5 separate regions of the Mus musculus genome follow, and all the other regions are linked to region 3. A link is a loop called in an ENCODE intact Hi-C map of the cell type or tissue named here. Cell type or tissue: left cerebral cortex. All regions are shown on one strand. Each heading gives the region's core, and the rest is flanking DNA. Links, peaks and the distances in the headings are about the cores only.

What was found. Hi-C counts contacts between places; a loop is a spot of excess contacts. Peaks named below come from ENCODE experiments on the same cell type or tissue, not always from the same donor. Only the 100,000 strongest peaks of a DNase experiment are listed, where the experiment ranks them.
Region 1: it touches region 3 in a loop (3.0-fold over the local background); 9 of 42 quality-filtered maps call a loop at or near these places.
Region 2: a loop joins it to region 3, with 2.3 times the contacts of the local background. A loop is called at or near these places in 29 of 42 quality-filtered maps.
Region 4: a loop joins it to region 3, with 8 times the contacts of the local background. A loop is called at or near these places in 16 of 42 quality-filtered maps.
Region 5: a loop joins it to region 3, with 4 times the contacts of the local background. A loop is called at or near these places in 14 of 42 quality-filtered maps.

The regions. Positions count from the first base shown.
Region 1 is chr10:82,167,848-82,174,066 of GRCm38, reverse strand. No RefSeq gene overlaps it. Among named protein-coding and RNA genes, the nearest start is that of Gm40720, 7.2 kb to the left of the region's middle. In left cerebral cortex, for the core only: a CTCF peak has its summit at 3,050 (motif pointing right); a DNase peak (open chromatin) is centred at 3,010.
Region 2 is chr10:81,546,739-81,552,957 of GRCm38, reverse strand. No RefSeq gene overlaps it. Among named protein-coding and RNA genes, the nearest start is that of Gna11, 4.7 kb to the right of the region's middle. In left cerebral cortex, for the core only: CTCF peaks have their summits at 1,136 (motif pointing right) and 2,517 (motif pointing right); DNase peaks (open chromatin) are centred at 1,159 and 2,520.
Region 3 is chr10:81,602,445-81,608,663 of GRCm38, reverse strand. It overlaps the pseudogene BC025920. Among named protein-coding and RNA genes, the nearest start is that of Tle6, 4.7 kb to the right of the region's middle. In left cerebral cortex, for the core only: CTCF peaks have their summits at 3,432 (motif pointing right) and 5,622; DNase peaks (open chromatin) are centred at 2,443, 3,445 and 5,651; H3K4me3 peaks cover 1,959 bases; H3K27ac peaks cover 1,790 bases.
Region 4 is chr10:81,500,007-81,506,225 of GRCm38, reverse strand. It overlaps Gna15 (guanine nucleotide binding protein, alpha 15), which reads left to right. Exons shown (of 7, transcript NM_010304.3): 7 at 3,121-3,913. The coding sequence ends at 3,347. S1pr4 (sphingosine-1-phosphate receptor 4) reads left to right here and starts at 6,089. Exons shown (of 1, transcript NM_010102.2): 1 at 6,089-6,219. In left cerebral cortex, for the core only: a CTCF peak has its summit at 3,406 (motif pointing left); a DNase peak (open chromatin) is centred at 3,387; H3K4me3 peaks cover 503 bases.
Region 5 is chr10:81,515,389-81,521,607 of GRCm38, reverse strand. All of the region lies in intron 1 of Gna15 (guanine nucleotide binding protein, alpha 15), which reads left to right. Among named protein-coding and RNA genes, the nearest start is that of Gna15, 5.7 kb to the left of the region's middle. In left cerebral cortex, for the core only: a CTCF peak has its summit at 2,895 (motif pointing left); DNase peaks (open chromatin) are centred at 1,852, 2,883 and 4,174.

The sequences.
Region 1 (6,219 bases), core at 531-5,530, 570 kb before region 3:
CAGCATTTTATTGACAGGTGGTATTTCCACATATTTCACAAGAGATTTTCTCTACATCTTCCCTTTTTAGTCCAATAAAAGGCTCTTTGTCTAACATCAATAAACTAAATATAATAAGAACAATTATGAAAACTATCAGGTAAAAATTATGTTTATATCCTAGTCCACATGCATTTGGCAACCTTGGAAAAAGTTCTCTACTATCTATCCTATCTTGGTGAGTTACAGTTCTGTACCTAAATCATGTGCTATCATAACTTTTTCTTACCAACTTAAAATATCTTATTACACCTTAAAACATTTTCTTAAATCCTAAACGTCTTAAGCTTAATTGTGAGATTATAACTATGTAGTCTTCTACCCCATCAGAGACCTGGGAAGGATAAACACTAACTGAGTAAACAGGAAGTGCTGAGCAAGCAGCTTCCAAAACTACAGAGATGACAGAGGCTCCTGGCTACATGGACAGTCACCCAAGATACTTCTGGAATGTTGGAACATCATCTTCATTCTTCTGGCCTAAAATATCTGATAGACTTTTCTATGAAGCAGGAATTATTATGGACTGCTTACCTTGTTCTGGCAAAGCTGGCAGTCAACTTCCCTCATTCTCATCTGTCCAGCCTGGACAGCATGCTGTCATTAGTTGAAGCAAGGGCAATTTCTTGCTCAATAGCTAGCTTGCCCCCTTTTAAAGAAAACTCTATTTGGTGGATCTTTGATGCTTATCATCTTTGAAGTAGAATGGGGTGCTGCCAGGAGCTGACCTGTCTCATTGTCAGAAATGCCTTTTATTAATAGAACATCTTTAAATGCTGTATTCTGTGGATCTCTGAAGTTTTTGAAGACTGTCTATCTCTAGTATATTTGAATGGCAAACATTGCTTGTTTCTAGCTATGTACTATCTGTTCAACCTAGAAAACATTTCTGTAATTAATTAAGCTAGCCTCAAACATGATCAGTAAGTTTGATTGACTGACTTTTTTTTTTTGGTTTTTCAAGACAAGGTCTCTCTGTATAGCCTTGACTGTCCTGGAACTCACTTTGTAGACCAGGCTAGCCTCAAATTCAGAAATCCACCTGCCTCCCAAGTGCTGGGATTAAAGACATGTGCCACCATGCCTGGCTCTAACTTACATTTCTTAACTATGCTAAACAATTTGTAAAGCAATTTTCAAAAGGACTAGAACTTAACGTTGCATTTTTAATAATTACTAAGGTACAATATCTTAAACAAGAGTTGAAACATGTATGTTGTAATAAAATATAACCTTACCCTATCAATATACAAAGAATATTGTAAATTACTTGGCTTATTAATGTTCTTTGGTCTAAAAGTAGATACAATAATCTACCCTTTAACTTAATTATTCCTATAGCCCCCCTTTTTCCTTATCCCTTTTTCCACTTTTGCCTAACTCTAAATAGGAGAGAAAGAATGATAAAGGAAAGAAAAAGAAATAGAAAAAGAAATCCTTGAAACCAACCTCCCGTACTTTGTTTCTTCTCTTACCAAGACCATTAACAATTTGTAACCAACCCCATTCAAATGATGACAAATATCCATCACCCTACAAACAAAAACCATCTACCCGGCCATCTTTCCCATCACACAGACCCAGTGTGTCTATGTGATGGGAAACTGCAGTGCTTACATGAAGTCCTAATTGAAACAGTCTATAAACCTGTACCAACTGGACTCAGCAGTTTTGAGCTGTGCTGGAAGCAAGTTTTGCTGAAACAGCTATTGAGGTAGTCTGAGGTTATATAAAGCTGGATGCTGGGATAAATATGTCTCAAGATCTAAGCACCTTTCTCAGCATCCTCACATGTGAATGTTGTCACAGCCACTAGAACTTCACTGGTGTCTGTAAGCATGTAATGTTTCATAAGCAATAATCCATTCTGCATTAACATAGGTATGGAATGTGGGGTGTGAACAATCAGCTAAAGAGGATTCTCTGCTCTCTGTTTGAGCAGGTAAGTTATCTTTAAATATCTTTTGTAACTTAGTTTGGATTGTATAACCAAACTGCAGTAAATTCTTATCCATGCCATTTGGATAAGTCTCGCGGATTCTGTAGTCAATGAGACTTATTGGCTACGATGAGTTGAGGTTCTAACTGGAGACATTTCCATGTCTCAGCCAATCTCAGAGCTGTTCCCATACAGAGAGACCAGCATATACTTTGCCCATTCTGTGCTTCTTTCTTCCTTCCTTCCTTCCTTCTTTCTTTCCTTCCTTCCTTCCTTCCTTCCTTCCTTCCTTCCTTCTTTCTTTCCTTCCTTCCTTCCTTCTTTCTTTCCTTCCTTCCTTTCTTCCTGTCGGCAGCCAAAAATCTTCAGGGGGTCTCCCATAGACAGATATGATATTTATTAATTTGGATGAAATCCACAGCTTTTCTTCCCCTGTTGAGACACAGACAAACCTCTTCCCCAATGTAACATATTTTCTTCCTTTCATTCTGTGCTAAGTGCATCCTTACATAAACAGGCTGATTTAGCTCAGCAGTTTTTCTCAAAAATGCAGTGTCTCTCAGCAGCTGTTTATTCATTACCATTCAAAAAACTTAAAGTTAATAAAGAACTATGTAATCTAGCTCAGTGGGGTCTTTGTTATCCCTTTTTGTTTGTTAACCATCTTGTTTAAAGTACAATTAGATCTATAACTACTTGTCATATAGGATTGTGTGGAATATCTGGAATATGTTTTATATCATAATATTTAAAAATCACTTCATTTTACTAGAGAAATATGCCGCAGCATTGTCAGTCTTGATTTGCGTCAGTATTCCCATAACAGCCAGAACATCCAATAAATGTGTAAACCAGAATCATTCTTTTCAGAACTCAAGGCAGAAGCCCCTTGGAATTCTGAACATATATCAACTTATATCAACACATGTACATTTTTGTTTTCAAATTGTACAAAGTGAAATATACGATCTACTGTATGACATAGCTTTAAGGTAGCAGCAGTAAGAATCTGGATTCTTAATTCAACATAATAAATTTAATAATAGGCTGCCATTCTGCAATTTTGTCACCAGGTGGCACCACAGGCATTATATTTGATTCCTCTGAAGCCCCTTTACTCTGAATCAAAGGATTTTCCATTTTCTTTTCTATCACCTCCAATCTTGCATTTGATTTTCCTTCTTTTCCTTATCTAAGTCTCCTTTCTTCTGATTACTCTTAAAATGATATATAAAATTGTGATCGTAACTGAAAAAATAACTATTTGTATGTTGACAGCCAAACAAAACTATAGGGGGTCCAAATGTTCTCTTCTATAGAATTTTTCATTTTTTAACATGGAAAACACTTCTCCTTAATACCTATAATTTTCTCCTCTCTTTGGAGACTTCACTTTAGTTCTTTTTCTCTCCTTCCTTAGGAGACTGCAATTTATTTCTTTTTCTCCTTTCTCTGGAGAGCTGATCTTCTATGTTTATTTATTTCTCTCTTAACACTTTCTAAACTTAATATATTTCTGTATTAATTTTATATAAATACTTTCCTCTGTGTGATTTCTTTTAATATTATATAATTCTTGCTTTAAGAGCATTTTATTTACAATAAAATAATCCATGCAACAAAAACAAACAAAAAACCGTTCATTTTATTAATTTCTTTCTTTCTTTTTTGTTTTGTTTTGTTTTGTTTTGTTTTGTTTTTTGAGACAGGGTTTCAGCCCTGGCTGTCCTGGAACTCACACTGTAGACCAGGCTAGCCTCAAACTCAGAAATCTGCCTGCCTCTGCCTCCCAAGTGCTGGGATTAAAGGCATGCGCCACCACCTTATTTTAAGGCTTTAAACTGAAGGGGTCTATGTTATAAAGGATGTGATAAGGCAAGATAAACGACTTTCTGTACTTTCCCAGGATGGGTTAACTTATGCCTTAAGAATGAAGGAAAACTGAATTGGGGGAGTACAATTTCTGAAGGTTAGCTTGAGCCCTGGTATTTCTAATTAGGCAACACTCTTATGCTGGTAAGTGTAGCAATGGTGAGAGCATTAAGACACAGGACATTTGGTATAACATGTGTGTCAGCATCCAGCACTCGTCAATGAACATTTTATACAAGGCAAGCTCATACAGTCTCTTGTTAATAGCATTTCCTCTTCCTGAGAAGTGCCCACTCTATTTCAACATCACTGTAGCTAACTGTCCTTTTAGTAAAATAAATCGAAATGCCAACCTGTCTCAGTGTGCTAACACTGTGAAGAGAAAACATGACCACAGAGTCTCTTCTAAAGGAAAGCATTTATTAGGGGCTTGTTTGCAGTTTCAAAGATGCAGTCCATTGTCATCATGGTGGGAGCATGGTGGCATGCAGGCAGACATGGTCTTGGAAAAGTATTTGAATTCTACATCTGGATAGCAGATAGCAAGAAAAGAGAAAGCCACTGGGTCTGGTTTGGATCCTGAAACCTCAAAGCCTACCTCCAGTGACAATTTTCTTCCAACAAGACCGTCCCTACTCCGAGGAGGCCACCCTTCCTAATCCCACTCAATCAGAGAGTCACTCTCTGATGACCAATTATTCAATCATAAGGGCGCATGAGGGCCACTCTCACTCAAACCACCAAAGTAACACCTTTTAAATTTCATTTTTTTGTGTATAGATCACTACTCTGGTTTCTATTTGCTTCTATTTTTGAAGGATTCCCAGTAATTAAGAATTTGACTTGATGTTTCTCAAATAGTTGTTAATTTATTTGAGAGAAATACATCATGTATCCCAGGCTTGCCTGGCCCTATGTCAACTGAGAATTGAATTTAAAACCCAAATCTGCCTCTACCACAGTAGTGCTGGGAATACAGGTATGCAGGTCCGAAAAGAAAAGAGAGGCAAGGGGATTCATGGCTTAATAGAGCCCAGCCTTTTATTGGGTGTTGCAAATGTAGAGGGAACTATGCCCTGATCATGACTTCTGCATTTGCAAACAGAGGGGAGGTGCCCAGAAGGATGTTAAAAGGTTTCCAATTTTTGTCTACACTTGAAGTTACCAGTGAACAGTTAGCTAATAAACTTCAGGTGATTGATAAATGATCTGATTAGTGTTCAATTGGGATGCACAGACCACAGCAACCAAAAATATAGTTAAAAAGTGAATTTCCTTTTAGCAACCAAATTATGTAGTTACACTAGTTCAAGGAGAACAGAAGAGCTGGGCAAATTTTTGTGGCCCTGCCTAACTGGTTGGTTTTTTGGGTTTTTTTGTTTTTGTTTTTGTTTTTTGATATTTGTTTTCTGGATGAGAATGGGATAAAAAGTATGAGTTAATCCTCTGTTTGCCTCCAATATAAATTGTTATTCTCTTGAGAACATGGAACCATAAAGCCTGATACCATGTTTTAAAATTTATTTTTGAGATTATAATTACTTCATTTGGTCTTTCGCTTTCATCTCTCCTGACCCTCTATATAACCTCTTTGCTTTCAAATCCATGGCCTCCCTTTGCTTTGTTTCTCCTACTTGAATTTGACCTAAGGTTATCTACAGGACTTTCCAGTTCTGAGGTAAAGAGATAGCTGTACTACAACACTGAGTGTGTAATGACTGTGCATACTAGAGACCTTATACCTAGGAGGAGAAACATAAAGTGCTCTGGGAGACTGAAAGCATTTCTACTTAAATGCAAATTTCCAGTATAGTGACCCTGTGTGCTTGTTGGGTGGAGGACAGACCTGGGAAAAAGTTTGTGTGGTATAAGTCCTTTGATCTCTGATCATAGTGTAGGGGAGTTGTTATTCCAGGGAGGCCTATATAGGTGAGTGGCCCTTGCCAAAGAGGGTCTCTGGAGCAAGTTTTGCCGCGGGAGAACCAGTGAGTAACAGCATGGTGCTTCTTTCCAGGGTTCTCACCCAGATCCAACACGTGAGTCTGTGTCCACTGTGCTGCTATGTATCAAAGCATCTGAGCATATTGCTTTCCCAGGAATACATAGTGACGAGGAGGTGGATCAGGCAGATTGCAGCTCATGTGCAGTAGCCAACGTGGCAAGAAGCAGGTGGTGGCTGTATCTTTTCTTCTTTGGCTGCTGTCTGACTTCAACCTTATTTATCTGGGTAGTCTACTGCTGCACAGGAAATGAAAGAGGAAGAAGAAAGAGGCACTGCCCTAAGGAGAAAAGAGCTCCTGTTCTGTGTCATTAAATCCTTTCCACAAAGAACGGGTTCACTACATAGGAAAATTTAAAAGATTTGAATT
Region 2 (6,219 bases), core at 474-5,473, 55 kb after region 3:
CCCCCGCCCCTGCCTCCTGAGTGCTGGGATTAAAGGCCTGTGCCATCATACTCTGCATTCAAAACACAGGCATTTAGTCAGGGAAGGAACATCTTGAGCTGACTGCCAGTGAGGACAGAGGGGGCTTCCCCAGACCCCCCATTAAGCTTACACATCTAGTGTCAGCCATCCCGAGGGAATTCGGACTGTACTTCCTTTGCAACAGTAGGCTCAGCATGATGAGGTCTATAACTTAAAGTTGAGAATTTTCTCAGTAAGCAGCTTTGGCTGCCAAAAGGCGGTCTGAGGGGCTCAGAGAGGTCAACACAGCGCTCTAAAGACATACAGCTTCCTGGGAAAAGTGACATTCAACCTGGATCCTGGCCTAGGAGAGCCAATCACAAGGTGAACTGGTATCTCCAAGTGCTGGCACTGGCCTGCTCACGTCCTGCTGGGAATGTTTGATGGTCATACTGTGTGCCATTAGACTTAAGGGTGTGTGCTGGGAAGGCAGGGATTCGAACTATGGTCCTCAGGTTTGCCCAGCACACATTTCCCCAGCTCATGGCTCTGGGATCTTGAGAACTCCAGTGAGCCATGTTATTGTTGCCCAAGTGTTTTGGGAGCCAGTGGCTTCTGAGGGGGATTGCTCACCTGTGATGGCCATGTCACCCGCTTCCCATAATCCTTCTTGTGCGTCTATCCACACCGCATCACTTCTCTTTTTGAGTTAATCTTGAAAGCACACAGCTCCGTCCCTTTGTATCTTTTTCTATGAAATGGGTGTTAGGCCCAAGTTAAAGACTCAGAAACTTGAATTTTTAATTTGCAAAGAACCCACAACCAGCCAATTCTCCACATACATTAATTCCTAAAACAGGGCCAGACCTGGATGGAGCTACAGATGGCCATCCCTAGAGACCTTTATGCTCAGCACCCAGGACCCACACAGGGACTGAGCTGGTCCTGTAGTGACGCCTCCCCTGGGACTCAGGTGAAATCCCAGTTCCAGGATCCGGAGCCGGTGGCCAGGGCCGCACCCAATTTTTTAACATCAAAATTGATAAAATGCCGGATAGTCACAGAAGGCGAAGTTTCTAGTACGGGCCACACGGGGGCAGCAGCTTCCCAGATTTGACTGTCACCCCTCCCCCAAACCCCACCTGTGGAAGGCCTGGCGGGTGCTGATGTCATTTCCAGGCTTGGTGAGCACGGGCTCCCTCAGGGTGCTTCAGACTGACGCAGCATGGCCTAGAAGGCGAGTCCAGGGGGTCCTTCAGGGTGATGTAGACACTGGGCTAGGTTGTCCCTAGTGGTATATCTTGGGTTCTGCAGGGTGTTGAGCTAACTAAACCCAGGCTTCCACCCATTTCATGCCAGGAGCTCTCCCAGTTCACTGGGGGTTGAGCCAATCCTCTCCCCACCATACCCCAGCCCCTCACTGGGGGATTCTAGGCCTTGAATTTATTCCAAGCAGTACGGTAGGAGCTACAGGGCAAGCTGTATGAGAGACTTGAGGCAGGTCTTGTTCTTACTGGAAGCCTGGTGATTCTGGGCTGGAGTGGAAGGAAAGATTGGGCCTAGATGAATTCATGGGGAGGTAGATTAAATATCTCACAGAGTAACACTGAAGACAGCTACTTAGAAGAAGAAACATTTGAGTTAAAGTTTTTGAAGCAAGTATGTGAGTTCATGGGCTGGTGAGATGGCTCAGTGGTTAAGAGCACTGACTGCTCTTCCGAAAGTCCTGAGTTCGAATCCCAGCGACCACATGGTGGCTCACAACCATTCGTGATGAAGTCTGACATCCTCTTCTGGTGTATCTGAAGACAGCTACAGTGTACTTACATGTAATAATAAATAAATCTTTTTTAAAAATTGATGTTAGGGCAGCCTGTCTAAGGAGGCAACCCATGAAGGAGCTAGATGGGTCACTGACTGGCCACCTCCAGTTACCTGGCCCAAAGCTGGAAGCTGGGGACATGCTGTGTGTGGGTTTACTGTCCTTGTCCTGAAGGAAGCCAGGTTGGGTCGGGTCTCAAAGGAAGCTGGGAGAATAAAAGGAGAAACAGTCCTTGGAGGGTGGATGTCGAGGTGGCTGCTGCTGCTGCTGTGGTAGGAGGATTGCAGTGAGTGTGAGAAATGGAGGAAGTGAGTAATGCCTATACCTGCTCAGGACGCAGAAGCAGGCAGAGCTCCGTGGGTTCAAGGCCACCCTGGTCTACAATAGCAAGTCCAGAATAGCCAGGGATACATAGTGAGACCTGCCAAAAAAAAAAAAAGCAAAACAAAATCTGCACCCCTCATTCTCCCCATCTCTCTGCAAGTGCAAGCTGTGGCTGGGCCTGGAAAGGAACGCTTGGCCTTGAAGCTCTTGGAGGCAGGAAATGGAGGCGCTGAGGCCGGCCTCTCGATTTGAGTTGATATTCCAATAACATGGAGTTGGGAGAACAAAAAGAGAAAGCTGAGATTTGAACCAGGAACTGGGTGATCCTCTCCATCAGGCTAGCAGCTCTGCCATAGCTGGCCTTTCCACAGCGGCCACCAGAGGGCACCATAGGCGTCAGCATCCTCCTAGACCACCTTTGTCCGGGTCAAAGCCCAGTCCCTGCTGCCTTCCTCCCTGCCTGCCTCCCTCCTCCCCTGTGCAGCCACAGGAGCCCTGGGGTGCTCAGCACAGGCTTGTCCTGACCCAGGGCCTTTGCCCAGGCTGTGAGCTCTTGCCCGAGACAATCTTGTAGACAATCTACCAGAAAGGCCCTCACTTCCTCAAACTCGCTGCTACTCTCTTGCCTCAGCCTTCCACATACCTGGGACCACCTGATTTACTGGTGTATTTTTTAAAGTATAATTCAAAAGTGAAATTCACATTGCAGACTGTGACGTTAGTGCCCTTGGTGTACTTCAGATTGTTCAGCTAGCTGATGTAGAACATCCCATCTTCAGCCAGTTCCATCGTGTCTTCCAAGGTCCCTCCGTGCCATGGGGTGTCACAGCCTTGCTCCCATTCACTCCAGTGGGTGAGGGACTGTACCACTTCCCCATCCATCACCACAAACACTGGCTGTTCCTATTTGGGGTTTACGAATGAAGCTGTAACTGATCACAGAGGAGTTTTGTCTCTGCCACTATCAGAGTTCCTGAGACAGGGTCTCATGTAGTTCATGTTAGCTTAGGCTAGCTCATGTAGCTCAGGCAAACCCCAAACTTACCATGTAGATGATGATGACATTGGTTTACCGGCCTGCCTCCCAGTGAGCAGTGTACTCACAGCTGGTTTATATGCACTGGGATGGACCCCGGAACCTCGGCAGCCATCCCCACCCACCTTCCCGATGTAGCCTCTGCCCCTTCCTGTGGTGTTAGTGGCATCAGGCTGGGGTGAGTCTCCTGCTGACAGCACTGCTGACTGACACTGTCACTGACACTGAAGAATCACCCTTCGTGCTCCTGATGTACACACGTGCACAAAGCCCAGAGAGCCATAGCCAGACATGTGGCTCAAGGTGGTCATCTCAACACTTGAGAGGCAGAGGCAGGAGAATCACTGTGAGTTCCAGACCAGCCTGGGCTGTATAGTGAGATCTTGTCTTGAGATTTTTTTAAAAAGGAAAAAAAAAACCGTAAAAGTAAAGGAGAGAACTAAAGATGCTTTAATTCTGGCAGGACGGGGAAAGCCTGCCCTCTGGGACTCCTAGGTGATAGCTCCACATGTCAAAAGTGGCTGAGGTCGAGGACAGCTCTTCAGGGCTGGGCACAGGTTGGGGGGGTGTGGTCCTCTCCAGGCTGTCTGAAGGTCTTGGGTTTCCCCACCCAGTACATTCTTGAGAACTTTCCAAGGCCTCTGTGGTATCCGTACCTTTGTCCAGGCTCTGAAACGGGGAGTGGCCTTGTCCCCAGCCCAATATGGACCCATAAACCTTCCATCCCTGGGGTTCACAGGCCAAGGCTGAGAAAGAAGGGAACAGCTAGGCGGCTGCAGGGTGTGGCAGCCAGACTTTGTCTCTAGGGCCTAGGTCTCTAGGTGGGGGTGTACTCTCAGGCCTCTGCCTCTGCTCAGGCCTCAGTTTCCCTCTGGTGTTGGTGATAATCCCCAGTGCTCTTTATTTTGAAACTCAGGCTCACTAACACCACAGGGTAACTTCTAATTTCTCCTGCTCTGCTCAAACTTGTAATCCTCTTTTCTCAGGATCCCAGTTGCTGGGATGATAGGCTTGTACCATAGGGCTAAGCTTTTTGGGCTTTCTTTCTTTCTTTCCTTCTTTCCTTCCTTCCTTCCTTCCTTCCTTCCTTCCTTCCTTCCTTCCTTCCTTCCTTCCTCTTTCCTCTCTCTCTCTCTCTCTCTCTCTCTCTCTCTCTCTCTCTCTCTTTCTCTCTCTCTCTCTCTCTTCCACAGGCAGGGTCTCACTATGACTGCCCTGGAACGCACTAGCTTAGGCTATTCTTGAACTCAGAGACTTACCCGTCTCAGCTTCCCAAGCTGAGCTACCAGGTGTCATCACTGAGGGCCACACAGATGTCTGTGGCACTAGCTGACGTTGGAGACCACATGGAAGTCCATGTTCTGTACTCCCAACTGCAAAGGCTACTTGTGTAGCACTGGTGCACAGTTGAGGGGAAGGTACATGGAAGGCTTCTGGACAAACCCTGCTCCCATTCTACCCACAAAAGTAACACCCTAGACAGACAGCCATTCAACAGATCTCTAAAGAATTGTTAAGGATGCCAGGTAGTGGTGGCATATGCCTTTAATCCCAGCACTTGGGAGGCAGAGGCAGGTGGATTTCTGAGTTCGAGGCCAGCCTGGTCTACAAAGTGAGTCCCAGGACAGCCAGGGCTACACAGAGAAACCCTGTCTCGAAAAAACAACAAAACAAAAAAACAAAAAGAAAGAAAGAAAGAAAGAAAGAAAGAAAGAAAGAAAGAGAAAGAAAGAAAGAAAGAAAGAAAGAAAGAAAGGCTGGGCGTGGTGGCACACGCCTTTAATCCCAGCACTGGGGAGGCAGAGGCAGGTGAATTTCTGAGTTCGAGGCCAGCCTGGTCTACAAAGTGAGTTCCAGGACAGCCAGGACTACACAGAGAAACCCTGTCTTGAAAAACCAAAAAAAAAAGGATGTATCCCAAGTGAGTCCTGGCAGGATACAGGTCGGGAAGGACTCAGTTCCTCTAAGGGCTGGCCCCAGGGAATGTGACCATGCTCCAGTGCACATTATACAGGCAACACAAACTGGACTTGTGGGTTTTTAAATTTTTCTTTTTTTGGGGTGGGGCTCACAAGGTTGGGGGTAGACCTGGGAGGGTTGGGAAGTGAGTATGATCAGGGTTCATGATATGAACTCCCCAAATAATAAGAAAAATTATGTTGGAGAAGAAAAAAAGAGACCTGAGCCACCATGGGTGTCACCGTCATTGAGAACAAGAGTTATCCTGGGTCAGTTCGGAGCACAGGAATCACCAACCCCAAACTGGGTGAGGCAGGAGGAAGCTGCAGTCCGGGCCAGTCTGGTTTACAGAGCCTCAGTCTGTCCTTCCTCGGTGGTACCTGCACATGGCCTTGGGTGTGCTCACCCCCGTGGACGCACACTGGCCATTGGGTATCCTCCACCATGGCCCTCTGCCTCTTTGCCCTGCGCCAGTCTGCTAGGCCATGAGTACCTGGATTTATCTGTCTCCACCTCAGTGTGGGGATGAGGTGGGGTCACCGGTGTGTGCAGCCATCAGTGGGTGTTGTGTTTGAACTCAGGTCCTCATGCTTGCCTAGAAAGTCCTCTTAGGAGCGGAGTACTCCCCTCAGCTCCACCCTGCTGCCCCTTTTGACAGGGTTTCTCTGTGTGCCCCTGGCTGTCCTGAAACTCACTCTGTAGACCAGACCACCTTGAACCTCACGAGAGATCCAACTGCCTCTGCCTCCAAGGTGCTGGAATTAAAGGCGTGCGCCAAGGCCTGGCTGCTTGGAACCCTTTTTTGCCGACAATTTACCAGGTGATGATCCCTAACCCATGAATCCAAACAGAACAGCTCACAGGGGCTGGAGGGTAGTATGGCCCAGTGGTACCGTACTTGCTGTTCCTGCAGAGGACCCAGGTTTGGTTCCCAGTATCCACTGGGGGTTCACAGCCACCTGTAACTCCAGCTCCAGAGATGTGACACCCTCACAGGCAAGGAAAACATCAGTGCATGTAAAATAAGATTAAATTATTTTAAGAAAAGGAAACTATGTATGCACACAAAGATAAATGT
Region 3 (6,219 bases), core at 687-5,686:
TTTCTCTAAGATGCTTTCCCAGTGTCGTCACACTTGCAGGTGCTCTCCTCAACACCAGTCTCCACTCAAAGGCATTAGCACATCAGGCTCTCCCACAGTCCTCACAAGGATAGACTTTGTGTCTTGTGAGGGGCATTTTCTGGTTCTCAGAGATTTGCCTGGGCTCTGTGCCATCACTGGCTCCACCTACAGGCCACAGTAGGACCCTTGGCCTGGCCAAAGCCATCTTCTTCACAGTCTGTCCATAAAAGAACTGCCACTCAAAGCAGGAAGAACAGTTAAGGAGTCATTAGAGATTACAAATAGCTTAAATTCAATGTTCAGAATTTTAAGACAGTGTCTTGTGCTAGGCAGTGGTGGCACAGCCACTTGGGAGGCAGAGACAGGCAGATCTCAAAGACTGGGAAGGCCCAAACAAATCCTCTGGTGGTGTGCTCAGCTGAACACTTTCCCGTTGTACCTGTACCATCTTCTGTTCTTCCTGGCCCCTAGTTTCATGGAGGTGCTCTGGGTGCCCAGCCTGGTCTACAAAGCAAGTTCCAGGACAGCCAGTACTGTTACACAGAGAAAACCTGTATGACCCTCAAAGACTCATGCCTTTGAATGCTTGGCCATAGGGAGCGGTACTAGTAGGAGGTGTGGCCTTGTTGGAGTAGGTATGGCCTAGGTGGGAAAATTGTGTAACTGTGGAGGCAAGTTCTGAGATCTTATACGCTCACACTATGTCTAGTGTGGCACACTCTTTCTGCTGCCTACAGATCAAGATGTACAACTCTTGGCTTCTCTAGCACCATGTCTGCCTGTATGCTGCTATGGTTCCCACTATGATAATTGATTGAACCTCTGAACCTGTAAGCCAGCCCAAACTAAATGTTGTCCTGTGTCAGAGTTGCCTTTGTCATGTTGTCTGTTCACAGCAATAAAATCCTAAAACAGAAGTTGGTATCAGGGACGCTGTTATCCGTCTGCTCAAACTTTTGAAGTAATGCAGAACTTGGGACCACGGTTTGGAAAAGCAGTGTAAACTTTAAGTGGGGCTTAAAGGGCCAACCTAGCAGGAATATGGAAGACATTGATATTGGGGTGATGTGAGCTGTGAGGACCTGGCTCAAAAGGTTTTCTTTTTCTTTTCTTTCTTTTTTGTTTGTTTGTTTGTTTGTTTTTTCGAGACAGGGTTTCTCTGTGTAGCCCTGGCTGTCCTGGAACTCACTCTGTAGACCAGGCTGGCCTTGAACTCAGAAATCCACCTGCCTCTGCCTCCCAAGTGCTGGGATTAAAGGCATGCACCACCACTGCCCTGCAAAAGGTTTCTGAGGAGAAAAAAAAAATGTTACTATGTTGTTTGCCAGTGTTGAAAGCCTGCCTGAGGCTAAGGGGAAATGTTTTGGATTAATTGAATTGGCAAAGGAAATCTCAAAGCAACCTGGTATAGACTCTGTGCTGTGCTTCACTCTTATGAAGAGTGTTTTAATGAAAAGAAGCAAGCTGACCAAGGAAAAATACAAAATGCATGGTTCAAGGAGAAAAGGAGAGTGGAGTGGAGTTAAATCCTGGGAGAAAAACAGACTAAAGATATTAAATAGAATACAGGGAGAGATCCTCATACCTCAGGCGAGATCCCACCTAGCAAGGCTTTCATCTTGTGAAAAGGAATTAAAGAAGAGCTTGGGTCCAGGCACCTTTAATCCTAGCTTTCCGGAGATAAAGTCATGCAAGTGTCTGAGTCCAAGGCCAGCCAGGTCTACAGAGCAAGATCCAGGACAGCCGAGCTTAAGCAGCAAAGGAAACCTTGGAAAACAGAAAGCTAGTGAAGATGTGATTGAACAAGGTACTTCTTCCACCTATGGACCTTAATTTAGGTCATCACTTTGGCCGCAAACACTGTAATCCACTGGGCCCCATTGCAGTCTCACTTATTTACTTATTTGTATGTAACATCTGCAGATGTCCCTTACAACTTTTCAACACCGACTGCCTGTGCATCTGCGTTCCAGGTACAGTGTTGAGGCGCATGGTTCCCATGGAAACAGCACCGTGTCTCATCCCTCCCCATTGCCCTGCGGGGACCCGCACGTGTTATCCTGCACCGAAGCTAATGCTTCCATGTACTCTAACCCAAGGTCACGCTCTCCCGCAGTCACACAAATCTTTAGCCCTTCCCTGCCCTCGACCCGAGGATTGTTTTTGGCTCTGGGCACGTTGAGCGAATGAGGAATTATTTTGGGTCAAGGACGACAGCGACGAAGACCAAAGCGGCAGAGAAACATATTTACGTTTCTGGTTATCCTAACTGGTTAACATCCAGTTCCGGTCATTCTCTGCATCCTGTTCCGGCTTCAATCAAGTTCCAGTTTTTCGTACAAAGAACTTCCGGCTTTTTTCATGAACCGGAAGTGAAGATTAGTGTGGACCAAGTGATTGGTGAAATATTAAAAATAGGCAGGACCATTCACTCCTCCACTAGCGGACTTCAGAATCGCTGGTCCCCGCCTTTGCTCGAATGTGATTGGGTAGCGGCACAATCCGCTCCTTTGACAGCCCCGGTGAGGAAAACTGGCTTGGTGGGCGGGGTTGGGACGGGTTGTGATCTGGTTTGGGCCCAGGGCGTCCTTTTTGCGTGCTGGGATGCCCTAGTCGGCTCTGAATGCTGAAGTAATGCATTAATGCTCGCTCGTATTCAGCTCCGCAAGATGGCTCAACGCCTGGGAACGCTTGCAACCGAGAACGAGAACCCGAGTTAGAGTCTCAGGTGGTGGAAGTTGAGAATTGAGCCCCGCAGGTGTTAATTCTGACGTCCATCATATTCCCTGCGGCTCTCGCGGCCACACATGTACACAAAATAAGTATATCGATAAGGCTGGCGAGAGGCCCAGTGGTTAGAGCACAGCCTGTTCTTGCCAAGGTACAGGTTCGATCCACCTTTAACTCCAGCTCCAGAGATCCGAGCCCCTTTCTGGCCTGGCAATACACAGGCATATAAATAAATAAAACTTAGTTCCTAGCACTCCCACACAGTACTATCTTCCCTTGAAAGCACAGAATGACCAACGCTGGGAATTATTCCTCCTTAATTTCGTTCGCTTTCAACATTTTCACTTTCTTTGTTTCTTCGTTTTATTTTAATTTTTGTTTGTTTGAGACAAGGGCACACTATGCAGACCAGGCAAGTCTCGAACTCAAGAGATTCCCTCTGCCTCTGACTATACCTCCGAAGTGCCGCCCGGTCTCTGCATGCCCAACAACCCTAGCCACCTCGGGCCCACCTCCACTTACCCCCAGGATCCCCAGGTCCCTCACAGTCACCCACACATCCCCCAACCCTCCCCCCTGACTCCTCAGCATGCCCCCCCACACACACACACACCCTGCCCCCACTCCTTTTCTTCCGGTCTCTGGAAGCCTGTGGAGTCTGGCTTCGACCAGCAGATGGCGACAGCGTTCTCCTCTGAGCACCGCATTGCGTTCAGGTTGAGCGCTGCAAAGAAAGCTTCCAGAAGGAAAAGTCTTTATTTCCTGTAGGTGACAACCGGGGTCACCCTACACAAGACGCCCCAAAATGCTCATGTGTCTCTAGCGAATATTCGATCAACGTCTGCACCCCAGACGGTCGGAGGGCAGGGGGAAGTGAAAGCAGAGCCTTGAAGTCTTGGCTACTTCCAAGGCGGGAGCACAGGGCCCACCGAGTACGTGCGCGCGCGTGCGTGTGCGTTTTTGGTTAGTGTGGTGTGTGTTTGTGGTTAGTGTGTTCTCTGTAGTGTGTCAGTGTGTGGTTAGTGTGTGGTTAGTGTATGGTGTGTGCGTTCATGTGTGCATATATGTGTGTGGTTGGTGTATGGTGTGTGTGTTTAGTGTGGTATGTGTGTGTGCACGCTCACATGTGTTGGGGAAGTTGTACACCGAGGCAAGAAGGTAGACATACATCGTAAAACAAAAGTTGTATTTTATTATGCTGAGGGTCATCACACAAGGTTCACCTTCTAAATTCCTAACTCTGGTCCTAAGCCTATCTCCACAAGGCTGCTCACCTGTGTGCCATATCTTAGCTGAAGGACAGTCTCTAAAAGAAGTCTGTGAATTGAGGGTCAGGATGGGGGGGTGGAGGGCAGACATGACTCTCTAGCTGCAGGGCAGATCAAGGTAGCTCACTCTCCAGGTGTGCAGAGCAGAACATTGCTCTTGGCCTCTGCTTATATAAGGTGTAATGGCCTCATGTGTCAGTCACGTGAGTGAGTGAAGTCACTGAGTTCTAGTAATCAGATGCAGTCCTGGAGACCCTGAGTTATTTTTACATGTCTAAAAGGCATTTTTTCCTATGCTCATTACAAGGGGCTACCATGATAGGGAAGGAGCACACACAGGGGCCATGGAATAAAGGAGGTGGGACCCACAATACAGGGGACACTTGGGGGTGGGGAGAGGTAGACACAGGTGCTACTGTAGTGGGCCCTGTGCATGTCCAGCTGCTGAGTGCACCCTGAGGCGAGGATGTGCCAGCCTGGGTGTGTTCCTTCACCTCCACTCTGCCCAGCGGTAGGACACGGTGCCCGGATCCTCTTTCTGCCTTCTAGGAACCCAGCTACAGTGATCCCTAGAAGCTGACTCAAGAGGATCACAAGGTCCATGTATGTTCTTATTTTTTTTTAAGATTTATCTATTTATTATATGTGAGTACACTATAGCTGTCTTCAGACACACCAGAAGAGGGTATCAAACCTCATCACGGATGGTTGTGAGCCACCATGTAGTTGCTGGGATTTGAACTCAGGACCTTCAGAAGAGCAGTCAATACTCTTACCCGCTGAGCCATCTCTCCAGCCCACATTCTTAAATAAGGATAAATTTAGAATCGTGAGTGGCTGGAGGAAGAAAAAAGAAAGAATAAATTTAAAAATAAAATGGGTAAATGAGCTAAATACCTAATAAAAAATGGAAAAATAAAATGGGATGGGTGTGGTGGCCCATGCCTGAGGTACGAGTATCTCTGTGAGTGCAAGGCCAGCCAGTTTCAGGACTGCCAGGACTACACAGAGAAACCCTGTCTCAAAAATCAAACAAACAAAAAAGACAAAAAAAAAAAAAAAAAAAAAAGAACCTGCAATAAATATGTAACAAGAATGAAATAACGAAAATAAATGTGGTAATAAAACAACACTATGGAATTAAATAAATTTAAGTAAGACACTCAGGAGGCAGGGTCAGATTTCTGAGTTCCAGGCCAGCCTGGTCTACAGAGTGAGTTTCAGTACAGCCAGGGCTACACAGAGAAACCCTCTGGAAAGAGAGAGGGAGAGGAGAGAGAGAATTAAGTAAAATAATAAGTAAATAGAATAATTAAATACAATAAACAACATATACAAGGCCCTGACTCTCTCAGGACTGAAAAAAAAAAAGACAAAAGGGACTTTTTAAAAAAAATGTTGCTATTGTTATTTTGAGACATGAACTCACAGGAGATGATCCTGGCTCTGCCTCCTGAGTGTGGGGATTAGAGCCCTGAGCCACCACAGCCAGCAAATAGACTTAACCTTTTCAGACTTGGATGGTGGCCAGAGCTGATACAATGATTGAATATTTTTGCAGCTTCAGCTGTGGTGGTGACATCATCTGATGTAAATTTGTTGTTAACGTGTCTTAGTAGGTATGACCGCTAGAGGGAGAGAGAGAGAGAGAGAGAGAGAGAGAGAGACTACCCCTCCCCTTTCAGCTTCCTGCCATGGGCAGCCCTCTGGAAATGAAGATCCTATAGTCCCACTGGTCCTGTCAATGACAGTCCTGGCTGAAATGGATAGTAATGGCTTGAGCACTGGCCTAGTATGTGCAAAACTCATGGGGTCAAAAGCAGGGCCGGGATAAAAAGAAAAAGTATATATGTATATGGGGCTGGAGAGGCGGCTCAGCAGTTACCAGCACTAGCTGTTCCTGCAGGGGACCCAGCACCATATGTCTGCCCCAGTTATAGGAAATCCAACACCCTTTTCCGGCTTCTGAGGGTACCTGGCACACACATGGTTTGAGTGCATGCAAGCAAACATTTGTACACTTAATTTGTTTGTTTGTTTGTTCCCAGACCGTGTTTCTCTGTGTAGCCCTGGCTGTCCTGGAACCTGCTCAGTAGACTAGGCTGGCCTCAAACTCAGAGATTCATCTGCCTCTGCCATGAACTGGGATAAAAGGCATGCACCACCACTGCCTGGCCTTAAAATATATATTTTTTAAAGA
Region 4 (6,219 bases), core at 641-5,640, 100 kb after region 3:
TAAGACTGGTTGGTGGCTGGGACCAGAGGCACTGGGTGCCATCTCCCAGCTGCCCTGTGCTGCATGCACTGACCGAGGCTTGCTGTCTTCCCCCATTCTGGCATTCGATGTCCATTCCAGCTCTGTCACAGTGGTGACTCAGGGTGGCCAGACTTTCGCCTAGGTGGAGACTGCCTCTCATGATCAAGTCTCAGGGAAGTTTGGGTCACATCCATCACAGTCGGTTGACCGAGGCAGGTTTAGCACTGGGGGAAGCTGCTCTACCTAACTGTGGAGGGCAGGAGGAGGCAGCACCGGCCATCTTGGAGCCAAGCTCTCTCACATCTTGTGGCTGCTGGGGCAGAGGACAGTGCCCAGGGCCCTAAACCAACAGAACTGAGTTTCCTGCCAACTTAGGAGACCTGAGATCCAAAACTGGTGAGCATGAAACACCCACTGGGAATCAGGCAATGATCTACAATGCTGGGCAGATAAGATTCTGGGGGAGACTTTTGTCTCAGCCCCTTCAACAATCCATGCTTGATGCCAGGTCAAATGTCACTCACATTCAACTCTGGTGACCTCTGCTATGGGAATTTGACACTGGCTTTATTGCAGCTGAGAGCTTCTAAAAGCCCTGCTATGCTGTCCCAGCCCTGTCTTAGCTGAGACATCTCGAGAACCAGGCTGTGGCCTCAAGAGGCTGGGCGGAGGAAATGGGTGGTTTGGACGGACTGTTTACACCATCGGGCTGGCACAGTGCTTCAGTCACTGATCTATTCCATGACCACAGCAACTCGGGTAAAGGAAGTGTTTTATCACTGGTTCGTTTACCTCCGAAACTCAGAGGGTTAGTCTGTAACCATCATGGCGGGAAGAGGACAAGCACGGCGCTGAGCAGTAGTGGAGAGCTCCACACCCAGAGCGACTGTCAGAAGCAGGCAGAGAGAGAAGGAGACGAAACCTGGCAACTGATGGCCTTGGAATCCCCAGTGACACACCTCTTCCAACTAGGCCACACCCCTACAAAAGACCACGCCCCCACAACAAGACCACACCTCCTAAAATAGAGCCACACATTTACAACCAGGCCACACCTCCTCCAAGAAGGCCATACCTCCTCATCCTCTCCAAACAGGTCCACAAACTGGGGACCAAGCATCAACACACCAGCCTGTGGGGACAGCGCTCATTCAAACACCATGGACAGATCCAAAAACCTTATTTACCGCTGACATTTCCTCCCGTGTTTTGTGTTCTCTGACAATTTTTTCTTTTTCTTTCCTTTCCTTCCTTTCTTCCTTTCTTTCTTTCTTTCTTTCTTTCTTTCTTTCTTTCTTTCTTTCTTTCTTTCCTTCCTTCCTTCCTTCTTTCTTTCTTTCTTTCTTTCTTTCTTTCTTTCCCTCTTTCTCTCTCTCTCTCTCTCTTTCTTTCCTTTTTGTTATGTAAATTAACCCATTTATTGTGGGCTAGGCGAGTCTCAGACGTTAGGGCTTCTATGGTCTTTCAGTTACTTCGGTTTTCTGATGGCAGACTTCACTGTGACTGCAGAGGTGGTGTTGTAGATCCAGGCACCCGCTGGCCACTGTTTTCATGCAGGAACCTCAATGCCAGATGCCAAAAGCTCATCTCTTCATCTTGGTCTTATCCCAGAAGGAGCAAGTTTACTTGGAGTGCTGGCTGATTTCAATTTTCTTCACCATTTTCCGGAGGGAGGCACCATAGCAGGTCCCGTATTTCTGACAAGCCCTATCTTCTTGGTGCATTTAGCCATGTCACTGGAAACAAAGCCCAAACTGACAATTTTTTCCTAGTTACTTGCTTTAAAAGTCTAAAAATACCTAAGGATGTGGCTCAACAGCAGGGTGCTTGCCTAGCAAGTGAGAGACCCTGGTCTCTATTCCCAATATTGCCAGGAAACAACTTAAACTCAGGGAGTGGTGGCACACACCTTTTATCCCAGCACTCAGTAGACAGATGAAGGAGGATCTGTGAGTTCAAGACCAGCCTGGTCTAAAGTGTGAGTTCCAGAAAAGCCAGGACTACACAGAGATACCCCGTCATAGGGAAACAAAAGATTGAAACCTTGAATCTGAAGAGGCATTGCTCTTGGCTCAGTGAGTAAAGGGTGTGGCACATGCAAGCATAGGGACCTGGGTTCATCACAAATAGTTCAGTTGGCATGGTGTTGGGCTGATCCAGGAGGATCCCTCCAGCATCACCAGGTATACTGCCTAGCCAATTAGTGAGCTCCAAGTTCTGTGAGGCTCTGACTCAGAAAAGAACCACAGCCAAGGCATCCCTCTGCCCTGCACCTGAGTGTACACACATCCATGCACCCAACCACACACAGAGAAAGTAACACAAAGGAAAACTCATGGCACTCTGGTCAGATTCAAAGAAAAAGAAAGCACGTCCATAGAGCAGGATGTGCCCATTGCAGAGATGGAGAAATCGAGGCACAGAGAGGGGCAGCCACTGGCTGGCAGTTGAGCCAGAGAGGAATTGAAGCAGGCGTGGGACACATGGAGGCTGCCTGAGTCCTACTCTGTCCATTTTTGCCTCCTTCCGGAGTCCCTGCTTCCATACCCCTACTCCCAGAACTGAAGTTATAGGCACATGCATAGGCACACTCCTGTTTTTCTTGAATGCTAGGGATTCGAACTCAGGTTCCCAGGCTTGGCAGCAAGCACTCTTATCCTCTGAGCCATTGCCTTTGTCCTGGAAGCAGGATTCGAGCCCACAGAGTTCCCACTGCGGGCGGCCTCTCCCATCTTAGCACTTGAGTCCTCAAGCTGAGCCTGACAGCGCCATTTCAGGGACTGACACACATGGCGCCTGTCTTCAGTAAGGATGGCCTGAGTGGCTCTGCGCCCCCATCCCCGCCTAGTGAAGGATCCCCAGAGCTGTCACAAAGACCTGAGTTGAATCCCCAGCACTACACAAACCAGGCTTGATGCCGCTCACCCATCATCCAGCTCTGAGGAGATCAAGAGTTCAAAGTCAGCCAGGGCTACAGACTGACCTGGAGGGCAGCCTGGGCTATTTAGGGAAACCAGGGTAATCCCGGGCTATGTAGGGAGTTTGCGGCCAGCCTGGGCTATAAAAGGGAGCCCACTCAACCCCTCTCCCTCTCTGCAGGACCCCGGCGAGACGCAGAGGCCGCCAAGAGCTTCATCTTGGACATGTATGCGCGCGTGTACGCGAGCTGCGCAGAGCCCCAGGACGGTGGCAGGAAAGGCTCCCGCGCGCGCCGCTTCTTCGCACACTTCACCTGTGCCACGGACACGCAAAGCGTCCGCAGCGTGTTCAAGGACGTGCGGGACTCGGTGCTGGCCCGGTACCTGGACGAGATCAACCTGCTGTGACGCGGGACAGGGAACCCCAAGCGCGACGCGGTCGTGGCGAGGACATACCTCCCCCTGGTGGCCGCGCGTGGAACTGCAGGTCCAGGAGCTGCCAAGTGGGGAAGCCAGCCCACAGGGAGAGAGTCCCTGCTTCCTACTGGGCCCCCAAGCCCAGCTCCCCTGTAATTTATTCCCTCGCCCTTCTTCTAGTTGTTGGAGAAAGGACATGAGCCGGGTCTTTAACCCCAGCGCTCCGGAGGCAGAGGCAGGAGGATTTCTGTGAGTTCCAGGACCATGTTTTCAAAAACAAACAAAACCGGATAGAACTGTCCGGGACCTTGTGACTTCCCAGGGGCCCTGTTCACATCTTCCTGTGGGGACCATTTCATCTTACCAAAGGGGAAACCGAGGTCGGCAAGATGGCTGGTGAGAGTGCCTTGCCACCAAGCCTGACAACTGGACTTCAGGACCTGTTCAGTGGACAGAGAGAGGGAGCGGAGTCCTAGGAGAAGTTCTCTATCTCCTCAGGCGTGCATGGTGGTGACACACCTACCCACACAGATAAATAAATGTAATTTAAAAACAAACAATCAGGGAACTGAGGAAGAGAGAAATATCTCAGCTCTCAGGCGCTGAGGCAGGAGGATTGCAAGTTTCATGTCCTAAATTACAGCTCAGTGTTCTCACTGTGAGCCTGGCAGGGGCCAGGGCCAGGGTATTGACTCACAGAGACAATGTCAAATCTAGGCACAGAATGGAGTAGGGGGTTGGAGTGGCTCGGAGGGTAAAATGCAGGAGTTGGCAACTGCCCTGCTCATCAACAAGCCCCAGGTTCGGTGAGAGACCCAGGGAGCGACTGAAGAAAACATCACAGACTAGGGTATAGAGCTGAGTCATCTGCGCTTGTGTTTTGTGTCCCTGTCACCCAGTCACCCCACAACCCGCCCATGCCTTCCAAGCACTGGAGTTAGAGATCTGGCTGTTCTCAGGAGAATCCAGATGCAGAGTAAGCTGCACTTTACTAACTGAACTCCCTCCAGCTTCCTTAGACATATCTCCTTACACTGCTGCATAGTACTTCACTCTGAGACACAGAATGGCTTGGTCTGGGTGCTGGGGATGGCAGCCAGAGTCTTAGGAATTCTAAGCTGGACTCTACTGTTGTTTTGTGCCTGCCAACATTTTTGCATCTACCTGAAGCATCCCAGAGTATTGTCTTGTACAAGGGCCCTGGTGCTGTCTTCAGGGTGCATTTCGGGCAGGGAGATGGTACTTGCCCAGCTTGGTTACATACTCAAAGAGCAAAGAGCTGTTCTTTTTTGGGGGTTTGGTTTTGGTTTGTTTTATTTTGTTTTTGTTTTTTTGAGACAGGGTTTCTCTGTATAGCTCTGGCTGTCCTGGAACTTACTCTGTAGACCAGGCTGGCCTCGAACTCAGAAATCTGCCTGCCCTTGCCTCCCAAGTGCTGGGATTAAAGGCGTGCGCCACCACGCCTGGCGAGAGCTGTTCTTGAAGACTGACTAAGTGCCTGCTGTGGAGGTCAAGTGTTCGTAATCTTCTGTTCTGTTATGGTGCCTGCTTCATACCACATCAGCTTCCATAGCAGGCTGCAGGTGACCGTTCTGTCTGCACTCATTCTGGGGTGCTGTGCTCAGTCCTCCTTCATGCTGAACCCCAGTACTCACTTGAACTCAGTGCATGAGGCCCAGTCATGGGCTTGGCTGGAGTTGGCCTTTAGTCAGCACTATGTTGTGTCTGTGACTATGTTATTCAGGCTCAGGGTTCATTCTGGGATAAAGGCTCAGTATAGGGTAGAGGTTTGGGGAGTCAGTGCAGAGGGGCCCTGGCCAGAGTTTGTGCACTGTCTGACATCAAGTCTCTTCAGGGTCATGGCACAGAGCAAGAGCTGTGCTCAGGTAGGGTTGGGGCTCAGTGCAGGAAGGGGCTGAGGCTGGGATTGGGGCTCAGTGCAGGGAAGGAGCTGAGACTGGGGATTGGGGCTCAGTGCAGGGAAGGGGTTGAGGCTGGGGTCAAAGCACAGAACAATTGTGTAGGCTGAGGCTGAGTTGGCACTGCCAGGGGAGCTACAGGTGTCCTTGCACATTGATTAGACACCTGCTGTTTGCTGTGTGTTGACAAGCACTATGAAGCATCCCTAGTACAGGCAACAAAATCTTATTAAGCGCCTGGTGTGTGCAGATGACTTTTTCTTTAATAGGTGATTTTAAGCACCTACTATGTATTGGTGGCACATATTTATTATTATTATTATTATTATTATTATTATTATTATTAGGTATTTGTATTTTTTTTTTAGACAGGGTGTCTCTATTATGTAGCCCAGGCTGGCCTGGAACTTACAGAGGTCCTCCTGCCTCTGCCTTCCAAGAACTGATACTAATGGCATGTGCTGCTACACCCAATGTGACACATTTTTTAAGCACCTTCTGTGTACACACAGCAAACACTGATTAAGCACCAGTGAACAGTTCAGGGGTAAAGGTGCCTGAGGCAAAGCTCTAAGGACCCACATGGTAGAAGGGGAGAATGGACTCCTGTGAGTTGCCCTCTGACCCCAGCACATGAAAGGACACACACAGTCAATCAATAAATGTAACAAAAATTCTAAAAAGATATTAAGCACCTGTTATGCATGGGTGGTACTTGATGTGTTTGGATGACATTGATTAAGGCTTGGCTGGTGTATACAAGTGACAAACATTTATGACATTCTGTCTTTTCCTTTTTTTTTTTTTTTTTGGTTTTTCGAGACAGGGTTTCTCTGTGTAGCCCTGGCTGTCCTGGAACTCACTTTATAGACCAGGCTGGCCTCGAACTCAGAAATCCGCCTGCCTCTGCCTATGGCACGCTTTCTGTGTACAGTTGACAAATA
Region 5 (6,219 bases), core at 737-5,736, 87 kb after region 3:
GCATCAGTGGCTCCACCACAGGGCCTTTGTACTTGCTTCCCCTGAGCTCTCAGCCTCTGTACCCTGAACATTGCAAGGCCCGGCTCTTTGCTCCATGGCAGTCTGAGCACAGGGCTTAGCTCTTAGGACAACAATGGTGTCTGGCTATCCAAATCACCAATTCCCAGATAGTCTCCTGCCTCATTATTAGATCTGTAACCAAAATCCTCTACTTACTTTACTAATTGCGTCTCTAATTACACAGCAGACAACAAAAGGGCAGGGGTTGAGTCTGTCTTCTTCATGCAGGAAAACGCATATAGGTGGAGCTCAGTAAACACACAGTGAAGCATGGATGGATGGATGGATGGATGGATGGATGGATGTGGATGGATGAATGGATAGACAGACAGACAGATGCATGGATGGATGGACGGATGGATGGATGGATGGATGTGGATGGATGAATGGATAGACAGACAGACAGATGCATGGATCGATGAGTGGATGGATGGATGGATGGATGGATGATTGGGTAGAAGGGTGAATGGGTAGATGAATGGATGGACAGATGGGTGGATGGATAGATGGATGGATGGATGGATGGATGGATGGATGGAGGGGTGGATGGATGAATACTTGGATGGGTGGGTGGGTGGATGGATGAGTGGATGTGTGGATGAATAGACAGACAGACAGACACGGATGGGTGTGTGAATAGGTGGATGTATGGGTGGGTGGGTGGGTGAATGGGTGAATAGATGGACAGATGCATGGATGGATGGATGGATGGATGGATGGATGGATGGATGGATGGATGGATGGGTAGTTGGATGGATGGGTGGATATGTGGATGGATAGACAGACAGACAGACAGATACATAGATAGGTGTGAATAGGTGGATGGATGGATATGTGGACGGACAGACAGACAGACAGATAGACAGATAGACAGATGCACAGATGGGTATGTGAATAGGTGGGTGGATGGATGGGTGGATGGGTGGATGGGTGAACTGACAGAAAGATGGGTAGGTAGGTGGATATTTCAGTTTATGTGTTTATATGTGGATAAATGGATACATGGTGCATGGGTGGGTGAGCAGGTTGATGTCTATGTGTGGATGAATGAATTAGTCCATTTTCTGGACAGATTCTCCCTAGTCTTTCCCAGTCTTTCCCTGACTTTCTCTTAAGGCTTCACAGTAGACATTGTTCTCTCTTAGCATACCCTTTCACCTACCCCCACGTCAGCTGGACAGGTGTTTGTGTGTCCTCTGAACAGTGACAAGGTTTCAGGGATTGTCACTGTAGACCTTGACTATCACTTCTTTGTGGATACTTTTCAGTCCACTTGAAAACGGGAATTGAATCCAAAAGCATACAATTTCTTTCCTGGAGTAGGCAGGGATTTTGAGGAAGCTGGCTGGGGCGAGCCTGGGTGGGGTTGAGAGGGACACGTCTGTGCTAAGAATGAAGCAGCTAGCAGTGTTACCAAGAGCAAAAAGTCAGAATGAAGGCATAAGAGTTGCCTTTGCTGAACAAGCCCAGAGAGGTGAAGCAACTTGCCTGAAGCCACACTGCTCATGGTTTAGTTCCACAGTCTTGCATTCTTTGTGTGCTTCTGCCCAGGACTCAATGACAACTGTGGAGACTTAGATATGGTGAGCTGTCAGGATTTTTCTGGGGTCTACAGCTAATCTGAACCATACCCAGATGTGGTATGGGCTCCTCACATGCCCAGTTTCCTGGGGGTGTGAGTGAAATGCTGGGTCCTCATGCCACCCAAGTTGAGCATGACTACCCCCACATTGCTGTCCCCAGCTTGGTTGCACTTCCTCCTGCCTTCTCCAGAAGGAAGCAGACACTTCCTGTCTGAGTTGGGCAGCCTGGCCAGGTGGAGAGAGCTGTTGCCACAGCCAAACCCCTTGTGGAAGTTTCTGGAAAGAGATAAGTACCACAACTTGCCCAGAGGTCCGTTGGCTTCTGTGGTCTTCAGAACTTCAACAGTGATGCGTCACAGGCTGTTCCTGGTGTTTCTGTCTTGTGCGTGGAGGCCACAGTCCACACAGGGCTTTGGTCCTTTGCCCCCTTGTTTTGTGACTGCATCTCTCTCCAGGGAGCTTCATGGATTCCCTGGGGCCTGACAAACAGTACCAGGATTGCCCTATCTCTAACTCCCAGACTGCTATGATTAAAGGCGTGTCCTACCATGGCTGTCCCGGACTGTATCGTTTTAACTGACTTCTTTTGGTTTTTCTTAACAGTTTATCTGTGTAGACCTGGCTGACCTGGAACTTACTCTGTAGACCAGGCTGTCCTCAAACTCACAGAGATCCACCTGCCTCTGCCTCCCAAGACCTGGGACTAAAGGCATATGCCACCATGCCCAGCTTAACTAACTTTTAAAAAGGGTTATTTTATTTTTTATTTTATATGTCTGGGTGTTTGTCTGTATATCTATGCAGCATGTACAAGCAGTACCTGAAGGGCCTGAGGACAGGGTAGGATCCCCTGGGACTGGAGTCACAAATTGTTGTGAGCTGTTGTGTGGGTGCTGCAACCAAACATCAATCCTCTCAGGAACAGCTGGTGCTGGGAGCGCTGAGGGTCACCTCCAATTCCCAAGCTCTATGTTTTGTTTTATTTTATTTTATTTTATTTTATTTTATTTTATTTATTTTTTGCCATGTTGCTTAAGGTGACTTTAAAGTACCAACCCTCCTCTGCCAGTATCTGGAGTGTTGACCACCATATGCCACTATGGGAGGGAAGTAATATCACTGGGGCTGGAGACACGGTTCAGGGGTTACAGCACCAGCTGCTCTTACAGAGGACCAGGCTCTCGCTTCCCAGCCCCGACATGGGCTCACAACCACCTGTTTTGACTCCAGTTCCAGGGAACCTGGCCCCCTTCTGGCCTCTGCAGATACTGCATGCAATTGCACAGACAGAGAGGCAAAATGCCATATACAGAAAATAAAATGAAAAAACAAATTAATAGCAGGATTTAAAAACTCAAGTCATTGAACTATAATAGTGTGTGTGGCGCTTGTAACTGTTCTTTGCCCTTCAGTCAGAAGTGGGTTGTGAGTATTTAGGAATGACAAGGAGGCCACAGGACACGTCCATACCCTGTTGTCCCTTCCCACAGCATCCCTAGAAACCTCACAGACATCAGTGGTGGAGGTTGACTGTGGAGGCCGACGCCTGTGCCTAGTTCACGCCCTGGTCTTCCTCTGAGGCTGGTATCACGACCTTTCCAAGTCCTTGTGTCTTCTTAGAAATTGCATAAATTCTGGTCGTCTGCGACGACTGGGAAAAGACATGCAGTCTCTCAGCCAAGATCTCAGGAGACCGTAACAAAGGGAGCACATATGCTATCATCATTACTCAACCTGGGTACGAGGACATGGGCACATCATAACGTACGAGTCAACTGGATCAGTGGCTCATACTTGTGACCCAGGCTTCTTGGAGTGCTGAGCAAGGAAACTGTTTGTGAGTTCCAGGCCACTCTGGGAACATAGTGAGACCCTATCTGAAGAGTAAACAGAAGGCTAGGGGCATGGCTCAGAGGTGGGGGTCCCACCTAGAATCCCTAGCAGTGCCCTGGGGGCGTGGTCAGGGTGGAGCCCTCCTTAGTGTGCGGGAGGATCCAGGTTCAAACCCTATCGAGGAAACACCCCTTTCCAGTATCTTCAGCCTCTGCTCCACGCCGCTCACGCACAGCTTCCTCTATGCCTCACAGCAGCGCCCTTGTCTTCCTGCAAATATCATTAATAACAGAGAATTTCTGAACACCTTGGGGAACTGAGTCTCAGAGAGGAGCCCTGCTTCTACCTGTCCTGTCCATGTGACCCTCAGATTTACAGACAGTAGCGCTGGCTGCCTCCCAGTCCACTGAGGCTCCTGTCCCCAGAAGGTCCACACAGCCCAAGTCTGTTACACTCTCGCCCCACTTTTTTTTTTAGCCAGTAATCTCGTGTGGCTCAGGCTGGTTTTAAATTTACTATGTAGCAGGGGATGGCTGTGAACTCTAATCCTCCTGTCCCCATCTCTGAGGCTGGAATGATAGGTTTGGGCCTCTGTGCCAGTTTTATGTGGTATTGGAGACGAAACACAGAACCACACGCACGGCAGGTGAGCCCTGAGCCTTGTTCCTCTTTCTGTTCTTGTAACTTTTCTCAGTTCCTTCTGCGTGCGCCCCTGACCCTCGTCCTGGGGAGTCTCATGCAGTCGGTCTCCACTTCCCTTCCTGGGAAAGGCTGTGTGCATTGTGCCCAGGGGATGCACAGGTAACCAGCTGGGGCTAGCCTCTTGGTTTCTACCACAGCAGGTTTGTTGCTTTGGTCCATTTTGTATATGAGAAAGTGGACACCACCTCAGGATGGGGGACGGTTGAAGCCCCACCAACCACAGATAGCTCACAATTGTCTGCAACTCCAATTCTGGGGAAGCCAAAGCCCTCTTTAACAGCACAGGCATTGTGCACAGGAGACAAAGACACACATGCAGGCAACACACAAACATGTAAAATAAAATAAATAAACCTGAGAGAATTGTCCTAAAGTATCCTCTTCCTGAAGTGGGTGTGGCAAAGCAGAATATTATAAAAACACTTGAGTGGTTTCAATACCACTGGACCTGGCTGTAGGTAAATGGGTGTTTCCAACCCTTGTGGCAGGACCATTCACAGGTCCAGTTCTCTTTTCTTTTCTTTTCTTTTCTTTTCTTTTCTTTTCTTTTTTTTTTTTTTAAGATTTATTTATTTATTATATGTAAGTACACTGTAGCTGTTTTCAGACACACCAGAAGAGGGTGTCAGGTCTCATTACAGATGGTTGTGAGCTACCATGTAGTTGCTGGGATTTGAACTCAGGACCTTCGGAAGAACAGCCAGTGCTCTTAACCGCTGAGCCATCTCTTCAGCCCACAGGTCCAGTTCTTATTGCTGCCTTACAGCACAAAAGCAAACCCATGTGCCAGGTTCTGATAAAACTTTATTGGTAGCCAGGCACATAGCTCAACTGTATCTGCCTTGCCTGTGTGAGTCTCTGTTCTTCTATTCAGCGTACAACTCAGGCACAGAATGCAATGAACAAGGACATATGATGTGAGACACCCCCTCCCCCACTGCCAAACTTTGTCATTTTGATTTCTTTCTATATTTGTACTTGGGTTTCTGTGTACTTGTGTGTGTGTTGGGGGGTGGGGGTTCATGTTGAGGTCAGAGGCTGATGGCAGGCATGTCTTCTTTATGTTACCACCTTTCTTCTTTCTTGCTCTCTTTCTCTATTTCTTTCTTTCTTTCTTTCTTTCTTTCTCTCTCTGTCTTTCTTTCTTCCTCTCTTTCTTTCTTTTAGACACCATTTTTCTTTTTTCTTTTATTTTCTTTTTTTATTAGATATTTTCTTTATATACATTTCAAATTTCAAATGCTATCCCTGGGCTGGTGAGATGGCTCAGTGGGTAAGAGCACCCGACTGCTCTTCTGAAGGTCCAGAGTTCAAATCCCAGCAACCACATGGTGGCTCACAACCATCCGTAACGAGATCTGACTCCCTCTTCTGGAGTGTCTGAAGACAGCTACAATGTACTTACATATAATAAATAAATAAATCTTTAAAAAAAATGCTATCCCGAAAGTTCCCTATACTGTTCCCCTGCCCTGCTCCCCTACCCACCCACTCCCACTTCTTGGCCCTGGCATTCCCCTGTACTGGGGCATATAAAGTTTGCAATACCAAGTGGCCTCTCTTCCCAGTGATGGCCGACTAGGCCATCTTCTGCTACATATGCAGCTAGAGACATGAGCTCTGGGGGTACTGGTTAGTTCATATTGTTGTTCCACCTATAAGATTGCAGACACCTTCAGCTCCTTGGGTGCTTTCTCTAGCTTCTCAATTGGGGGCCCTGTGTTCAATCCTATAGATGACTGTGAGCATCCACTTCTGTATTTGCCAGGCACTGGCATAGCCTCATATGAGACAGCTATACCAGGGTCCCTTCATCAAAATCTTGCTGACATATGCAACAGTGTCTGGGTTAGACACCATTTTTCTATGTAGCCCAGGCTGGCCCCAAACTCACAATGGAGACAAGGTTGGACTCAAACTCACAAAGGTGGCCTGCTGGAAATAAAGACATGTGCTACTACCCCCAACTGGATGACATTTTCTTATTTAGTGATCAGTGGGAAAAGGCCCAGCTCACTGTGGGTGGTCCTGGGTCCTATAA